Linked DNA regions of Homo sapiens: all the other regions are linked to region 3. The links are chromatin contacts, found by Hi-C or POLR2A ChIA-PET in ENCODE. All regions are on one chromosome and are shown on one strand. Each heading gives the region's core, a stretch centred on a gene start or an enhancer-like site at or near the end of the contact. The rest is flanking DNA. Distances are from core to core; before and after follow the strand shown.

Region 1 (2,700 bases), core at 35-2,534, 530 kb before region 3:
CAGGCTTGACACAACCCTGGCCCTGACAGCCAGGGTCTTCAAGCGGGCCTTTCTGTGAAGGGTGGCCAGGCATCAACTTAGTAGGAGAGAAAACAGATGACTTATTTCCATCCACACTTAAGGAAAATGCAGTCTCCAAGGACTGCGTACATTTCTTTTTCGAGAAGGAGTCTCGCTGTTGTCGCCCAGGCTGGAGTGCAGTGGCGCAGTCTGGGCTCACAGCAACCTCTGCCTCCCGGATTCAAGCAATTCTCCTGCCTCAGCCTCGTGAGTAGCTGGGATTACAGGCACCCGCCACCACGCCTGGCTAATTTTTGTAGTTTTGGTAGAGACGGGGTTTCACCATGTTGGCCAGGCTGGTCTCGAACTCCTGACCTCCAGTGATTCGCCCGCCTTGGCCTCCCAAAATGCTGGGATTACAGGCGTGAGCCACCGCGCCCGGGCGACTGCGCACATTTCTATGGAGCTGTAAGTTAAAAGAGAAGGCAGTGAGGTGCTTCTGTCATTCTATGACAGAAACAGCTAAAGAGTAGAGAAATGTTCACAAGATTTAATAGAACAGAAATAGGAGAAGGTGCACACAAGCTCAACCAACTATAGCCTCACAAATAAAAGTGTCTTTTGTGTGTAGTACTTAAGTTTGGAATATTCTTTCTTATACAAATGAGTGGGGCTTAACCTAAGAAATCCTGGCCAGATTCTGCGACGAATGCATCGGTTATCTCTGACCCATCAGCAAACATCTTTTTCTGTGGCTTCAGTTTCCTCAGTAAAACAGAGGGGGTTGCGACGGACTCAGTCCGAGGGACAGCCATTCTCCAACGTCTATCCAAAGCCTAGGGCACCTCAATACTAACCGGCAGGCCAGCGCCCCCTCCGCGGGGCTGCGGACAGGACGCCTGTTATTCCATTCCTCGGCCGGGCTCTACAGGTGACCGGAAGAAGAGCCCCGAGTGCGGGACTGCAGTGCGCCCGACCTGCTCTAGGCGCAGGTCACTCCCGAACCCCGGCAGCAAAGCATCCAGCGCCGGAAAAGGTCCCGCGGTCGCCCCGGGGCCGGCGCTGGGGAGGAAGGAGTGGAGCGCGCTGGCCCCGTGACGTGGTCCAATCCCAGGCCGACGCCGGCTGCTTCTGCCCAACCGGTGGCTGGTCCCCTCCGCCGCCCCATTACAAGGCTGGCAAAGGGAGGGGGCGGGGCCTGGGACGTGGTCCAATGAGTACGCGCGCCGGGGCGGCGGGGGCGGGGCCGGGCGCGCAGCGCAGGGCCGGGCGGCCGAGGCTCCAATGAGCGCGCGCCGCGTCCGGGGCCGGCTGGTGCGCGAGACGCCGCCGAGAGGTTGGTGGCTAATGTAACAGTTTGCAAACCGAGAGGAGTTGTGAAGGGCGCGGGTGGGGGGCGCTGCCGGCCTCGTGGGTACGTTCGTGCCGCGTCTGTCCCAGAGCTGGGGCCGCAGGAGCGGAGGCAAGAGGTAGCGGGGGTGGATGGAGGTGCGGGCCGGCCACCCCTCCTAGGGGAGACAGCGTGCGAGCTCCGGGGGCGGGTCGGGAGCGCAAGGGAGGGCCGCGCGGACGCCGGGCGCTCGGCCTCGCACCGGGGGGCACGCAGCTCGGCCCCCGGTCTGTCCCCACTTGCTGGGGCGGGCCGGGATCCGTTTCCGGGAGTGGGAGCCGCCGCCTTCGTCAGGTGGGGTTTAGGTGAACACCGGGTAACGGCTACCCGCCGGGCGGGGAACCTTACCGCCCCTGGCACTGCGTCTGTGGGCACAGCGGGGCCGGGGAGTGAGCTGGGAAAGGGGAGGGGGCGGGACAACCCGCAGGGATGCCGAGGAGGAGATAGGCCTTTCCTTCATCCTAGCTACCCCCAACGTCATTACCTTTCTCTTCCCGTCCAGGCCCAGCTGGCTTTCCCCGTCAGCGGGGGAGCTCCAGGTGTGGGGAGGTGGTTGAGCCCTGGGCGGGGATCCCTGGCCGCACCCCAGGTGTCTGACAACAGGCACAGTGCTGCGGTGCGCCACTCACTGCCTGTGTGGTGGACAAAAGGCTCGGGTCTCCTTTCTCTTGTCCTGTTAGCTTCTCTGTTTAGGGATGTGGCAAAGCCGAGGACCCATGCTCTTTCACTTGGGCCTTTGTGTGGGCGCTGCTGGGATGATTAGAGAATGGTTTGTACCCATCAGGAGGGAGAAGGGGAGAAGTAGGCTGATCTGCCCTGGGTAAGAATGAAGTAGATATGAATCTTACAGCCTCTCCGTTCTGGGATGTGATTCTGTCTCCTTCACTCCGGGTATCCAGTTTTAAGTGTTTTCTTTCTTCGCCTCCCCCAGGGGCACTATGGCAGACAAAGTTAGGAGGCAGAGGCCGAGGAGGCGAGTCTGTTGGGCCTTGGTGGCTGTGCTCTTGGCAGACCTGTTGGCACTGAGTGGTATGTACCCCAGTAGAGGGAGCAAATGGATAAATGATGACTGAAGGATGCATGATGGGAATTGAGCTTGGGGCTGTTGGCCAGAAGTCTCTTGAGTTGTTAGGTCCAGGCCTTTTTGTCTTTTGCCATCTTCGTTTACCCATGGAAAGTGGTATGCTTTGATTAGAGGGAGTCCCAGGAAGGTGGGCGAAGGGAGAGCTAACTGACAAACCTCTTTTCCCTTCAGATACACTGGCAGTGATGTCTGTGGACCTGGGCAGTGAGTCCATGAAGGTGGCCAT
Region 2 (2,700 bases), core at 4-2,503, 580 kb before region 3:
CAGGCCAGCATGGAGGAGAAGGATGTGTTTGACTGTAGCAGTGAAATTACTGTCGGGTAGGGGGGTGATTCAGGCTCCTTGGGGATCTGCCTGACCACACCAGGGATTTGGGGCATGAAATGTTAAATGGGTGTGGTGGCATGAGAAGCAGGCAAATTCCTTCTGCAGGTGCACCTGTCTCCCATGCCCCAACACAACCAGCACCCAGGCAAGGCGGAAGTGCCCTCAGGCACAGGGATTAGCGTTGCTATGAGAACAGCAACTTGTGCATGGGTTTGGAACCAGAGTACCTTGCCCACAGAAATGGAAGTCTGGGGACCCAGTTGGATTTCTACAACCTCCAGCCTTAGCGGCACCCTTTTCTCTGATCCGGGAGGGGAAGAGAAGCCATAGGGTTCCCCAGTTTATGCCCACCCTCGTCTGGCCTCCTAGCACGAGCAGTCAGTCCCTCCCCTGGAAGGAAAGGCTGAAGGGACCACCCAAGCGCTTGGTCCAACTCACCCCGTTTCTGCAGGCCTGCTCGTTCAGCGCTCGCACCCAAGCCCGCTGCCAGTTCTCCCGGAAAGACTTGAAGGCGAAGAGTGACGCCAGGAGGCCCCGGACTCCTGGCTCCTCGGCGGCGCCAGCCCGAGTCGCCCGCAGCCGCAGCAGCGAGCGCCACACGCCCAGCTCCCGCAGGGAACCCGCGGGTTCCCCGGCTAAGGCGGGTCCCGGGCCCCGGTCCCCGCGGGCCCGCGCCAGCCACAAGCCCCGGGCATATTGCAGCAGCCAGGCGAACACCGTGAGCAGCGAGGCGGCGAAGAGGATCAGCAAGGCCGCCCAGCCCACGTCCCGCTGCCCCCAGCCCGGATCCATGCTCCGCGCGGGCTCCGATCCCGGTCCCGGCTGGGGCTCACCCGCTGCCCCGGGGGAGCATGGCCCGGGCGGGCCGCGGGGAGGAGGTGGGCTCCCCCGGGGCTGGGCGCGCGGGGTCGGGGGCTCTCCGCGGCTGAGTGCCCAGGACTAGTGGGTGCCACAGGGCGAGGAGAGGAGGTCCTCGGGGGTCGCGATGCCGGGGTCTCTGTCTCCGTGGTCCGGGTCTCTCCTAGCTTGGTCAGCAGTCGGACCCGTTAGTCGCCGGCCAGTGCCCGACTCCTCCCACCGCGCGGGCCCCGCCGGACCCTGGAGGGGACTGGTCTGCAGAGACGCTGGGGCTCGCGGGCCGGCACCGGCTCCGGGAGGGCTGCGTGCGCAGAGCTGACACTGACAACACCGCCGGCGCCCCGCCCCCACCCGCCCTTAAAGGAGCCGCACCCGCGCCGGGCGGGGCCAGGACAGCCTGGCGCTCCCTCGCTGGAGGAGGGCGGGAGGGCTAGCAGCGAGCGGAGGAGGTTCCGGGGTTGAAAATAGGCGGGATCTTTGATCACCTCGCCCCATCTTGCAATCGCGGTGCTCCCACACTCAGCTCAAGGCAAGAGTAACTTCACTTACCTAAGATGCTGCCTTTGCTTTCCCCTATGCTTGTTAGATTTCCACAGGTCGGACGCCTGTGAGGTTAAGAAGGAGGTGACCCCTGTGGAAATCACCGCCCCCTTCTCCCAACACCCCCAGACTCAGCGACTTCTAGCTTCCCATTTCCTGGGGGAAGCTAGGCCCAGGGTAAGGAGACGCAGAGCGTCCCTCCCAGATAGAAGTGTCTGGCAGAGGTCCAGCTGATGTCAACAGAGAGAAAGCAGAACCTGAAGCTGGGAGAGGTTGAGAGTAGAACACCGAATTTGAATTCCCCCCACCATCATCACCCTCCTTCCTCTTGGAGCTTGGACCCAGAAACAGCCCCATTAACCTCCTTGCTCGTGTAGGTTTGTTCTGGAGATTCCCAAGCCCAGGCTGTGTGTCTGTTTTTAAAAATAATGTATTTCCATAGTAACAGCTCCTGCCTATGGAGCACGTGTAGAGGGGGTGGTAATGACAAGGGAGCTGGCAATGTAGCACTGGACTATCAATAGATTCAGCCACAAGACCTTGCCACTCTAAGTATGTGATATCCCAACAAGCTCCCAAGAAATGGTGCTGTAGGTACACTGCCCAACCTCTGGCCTCAGAAGCCATCTTTTCCTAGACTCAAGGAGTTGATTCAACCTCTACAGGACTGGGGCTCATCAATGCTTGCTGAGGACAGGGGAAGGAAATACCTGCAAAAGGATTCAAAGGAATCCTGGGGGAATTCACATTCTCCCAAGAGCCCCTTCTTCATACATGTGGGAAGGTCTTTGGCACACAGTCCCTTTCTTAAAGAGGTAGGATGGAAAGGTGTTAAGTATCTTTCTCCCAAACCCAAGTAGTTGTCTGAGGAATGAGCACATGAGAATAAGAGAATAAACAATGCCTTCTGAAGTGTGGGATGGCAGGGCTAGACAGAAACTGACAGGTCAGCAACAGGTTTGTCTGAGCCAGAGGAGGTGGTGGGGTAGCCTGGGCCTCCCTAGATTTCCCTGTAAGGAATGATGGGGAGAGGTGGGGGTGAATGAGGTAACCTCCTGTGGCCCTGCCCATGCATTGTCACTGGACTGCCAAATCAGTGGAGATTCCTAGAGTCTGGGTTTCTAATCTCAAAGGGAGGAGAAGACATGAAATCAAGGGAGGAGAGAACTCAGGGCCAGAACCAGGGATGCAGGAGGAAGCTGTCAGTGGGAAGAGCAGCTAGGGTTTAGGGGAGCAGGT
Region 3 (2,700 bases), core at 98-2,597:
GCGGACCACCTGCCTGGTGGGTGCTGGGGGTCCCTGGGCAAAGAACCTATCTCCCTGCCCACCTCAGGGCCACTCACATTGCACATTAAGGATGACAGAGGCGTTGGCTGATCGGCCACTTCTGGGGTCCTGCAGAGAGCAGTTGAGCTCATGCTGGGCCCGATGGGCAGTGACAGTGAAGGTGCTGGTGCCTCCAGAGAAGGCCTCCCCTCCCACGCTCAGCAGTCTTGAGGTGCTGGCCTCCTGCAGCTGTCCATCCAGATACCAGGCCAATCTGGGGGTGCCAGGCCCCCCTGCCACCCGGCAGGTGAAGGCGTGGCGTTCATTCTCCCGAAGTGCCCGCTCAGCCCAGGTCTGACCATCTATTTGTGGCTCCAACTCCCCCCAACCTGGAACACAGCAGGAGGCCTCTGGGAAGGGCTCAGGCACGGTTGGTACTGTGCTGTGACCAGGAATTGGCCCAGTGAGAAGAGCAGCAGGCCAAAGGAAAGGGCACCTGAGTCCTCTCACCAGGGACTGGCTGGTTGGACCTAGGGTAGGTGGGTGAAGGGGACAGGGACTCCAGGGCTTGGGGCCTGGAGTGGGTACCCAAACAGAAGTGCAGACAGGGGAGAGAGGGGGCTTTGGAACCCAGAAGGACTTGGTCAACGACTGAACAGGGGTGTACCTGAGCTCAGAAGGGCTGGCAGGAGCAGCAGTGTGTGCCGGAGGGCGGCTGGGCCTGGAGGCAGCGCCATGGTGGCCCGGGCCTAGGCCCTAGGCTGCTGAGAGAAGGGGGCGGGCCTGTCAGCCAGGTGACAGCAGGCAGGCCTAGCAATTGCTCCAGGAATTTACTCTCCAGAAACAAAAAGAACCATGTACGGAAACGCAAATGTAGACCAGCCCCCAGTGGCGAAGGCACGGACACGAACGGCAAAGCCCAAAGGCACAGACCCACCCAGCAGACACATGGACATCCTGCAGGCGCAGAAGCGAGCACTGACTCCAGGCTACAATACAAAGAGGCACACACCCGCAGATACGCAGAAGCAACGAGCATCCGTGCAACCACACCTTGCACACACGCACACTCACACACATACTCCACGCGCCCCTCCCCCAAAGGGATCGCCTTTCTCCTAATCCTATTCTCTCTCCTGCCCTGTTCCCATCCTCTCTCCTGCCCTGTTCTCTCTCCCATCCCTCGCCCTACGCCCCCTTTCCTGATGTTGGTGGCTCCGGTGGATGTCGGCGGAAGAGGAGAGGGTCGGAGGGTGGGGTCGCCGAGCATCCCGCCCCCGCCCCCCGCCACCGGGGCGGCTCACCTGGCTCCCTCCCCGAGCGCCGCCGGAGCAACTGCTCAGGTCTGATGAGCACCGCAGTCCGCTGCAGGGGCGGGGGCTGCGCCAGGCGGGGCCAATCGATGCCCGACCACGGGCCCGAGGGGCCCTTACCCGGCAGGTGGGCGGCCGCGGCTCACCACCCCCCGGCTGGTCCCCAGCCCGCGCCGAGTACCCCCGAGTGCCCTTCTCTCCGGGCGCGGGCAGGACGCAGGAGCAGGCGGAGTCGGTGAGGCCCGACGGCTTTATTGGTTCAGGGCCCAGTCCCGTCCCCTCGCCCGCGGACGCCCGGGTCCGCGGCGCTCAGCGGCTGTCACGGGGGCGGCGCAGCTGCCCCATCATGTCGGCCAGCATGCGGTTGCACAGCGCGGCGTAGGGGTTGAGCAGCACCAGCTGGCGCCGCGCGAAGGGGCTGCCCAGCCGTGCCGCCCTCTCGAAGTCCCTGCGGGCGTCGTCGTCTCGGCCCTGCAGCCGCGCCAGGAGTCCGCGCTGCACAAAGCTCTGGCGGGCGGCGCGGCCCCGGCCGCCGCTCAGCTCCACCGCGCGTTCCAGATCCTCCAGGGCGCCTGCGGGACCGACGAGACGGGCGGGGCGGGGGTCAGCGGAGGCCAGGGCGGCCTTGCCCGAGCCCCAGCCCACCTGCGGCCGCGCGGATCACCGTGGTTCTTGCGGCTCCCGGGCGTGGCCATTTACAACCCGCCTCGCACCTGCTAGAGGTACGGATCGTTATTCCCATTACACAGATGAAGACTGTGGAAGAGTTAAGCTCTACAGCCAAGCCACTTAGTGGCAGAGCTGGGACTGAAGTCCAGGTCTCGCCTTGTTCCTATTATTTTCCACCGCTAATACACGAAAACATGAACGTTGCAGGATTCTGAATGGCCACTATGTTTATGAGTCTGGCCCACTGCCCGGGCAAGTAGCAGCCAATTTATTCCACACCTGTTATTAAGCATCCACTATGTGCCAGGTGACTGACTCTGAATGTCAGGGTTCAAAAAATAATATTAACCGCACAATCATTTCTTACAAGTACAATCAAGACAGTTTCTCATTGTTTTCCTTTTGAGGGCCGTTTTCTCTTTTCCATTGCTTTCTTTAGAACACCTTCTCTCTCCCCTGTATCCTGGACTGATTGCCTTTCATCATTCTTTGGTTATCTCCATGTATCTAATTTCCTTGGTCCTGGAGCCAGAGCTGGCCTGCACCATTTTTATTGTTATTATTCTCATAAAATACTTGGGTTGGGCCTCAGAACTCTGAACTCAGAACTTCAGGCAGCCAGCCACCTTCTTAAAGTCCACCAGGCTGGCTTCTTTCGGGCTCTGCTTCAATTCACTCATGTTCTCTAGTCCCCCAAAGAGCCTGAGCCTCCGGAGAA

The links. Hi-C counts contacts between places; a loop is a spot of excess contacts on that map. ChIA-PET counts read pairs that join two places held with the same protein, here RNA polymerase II (POLR2A). Pooled maps may share reads with other maps.
Region 1: a loop to region 3 is called in a pooled map, with 5 times the contacts of the local background. The contact joins the promoter of HYOU1 here to the promoter of TMEM25 in region 3. A Hi-C loop is called at or near these places in 5 of 50 pooled maps.
Region 2: a pooled map shows a loop between it and region 3 (7-fold over the local background). The contact joins the promoter of C2CD2L here to the promoter of TMEM25 in region 3. A Hi-C loop is called at or near these places in 5 of 50 pooled maps. POLR2A ChIA-PET finds 5 or more read pairs at or near these places in 3 of 52 experiments (H1, HepG2 and naive thymus-derived CD4-positive, alpha-beta T cell).

The regions. Positions count from the first base shown.
Region 1 is chr11:119,055,789-119,058,488 of GRCh38, reverse strand. It overlaps HYOU1 (hypoxia up-regulated 1), which reads left to right and starts at 1,284. Exons shown (of 26, transcript NM_006389.5): 1 at 1,284-1,469; 2 at 2,322-2,419; 3 at 2,646-2,700. The coding sequence starts at 2,329. RefSeq lists enhancers at 777-826, 1,186-1,685, 1,686-2,186 and silencers at 1,057-1,336, 1,427-1,706.
Region 2 is chr11:119,105,897-119,108,596 of GRCh38, reverse strand. It overlaps C2CD2L (C2CD2 like), which reads right to left and starts at 1,253. Exons shown (of 14, transcript NM_001290474.2): 1 at 502-1,253. The coding sequence starts at 855. RefSeq lists silencers at 619-898, 969-1,418.
Region 3 is chr11:118,529,839-118,532,538 of GRCh38, reverse strand. It overlaps TMEM25 (transmembrane protein 25), which reads right to left and starts at 1,347. Exons shown (of 9, transcript NM_032780.4): 1 at 1,305-1,347; 2 at 668-764; 3 at 78-389. The coding sequence starts at 737. TTC36 (tetratricopeptide repeat domain 36) reads right to left here. Exons shown (of 3, transcript NM_001080441.4): 3 at 1,546-1,885. The coding sequence ends at 1,623. It overlaps TTC36-AS1 (TTC36 and KMT2A antisense RNA 1), which reads left to right and starts at 1,764. Exons shown (of 3, transcript NR_120574.1): 1 at 1,764-2,035. RefSeq lists silencers at 1,100-1,199, 1,230-1,669, 1,790-2,069, 2,591-2,700.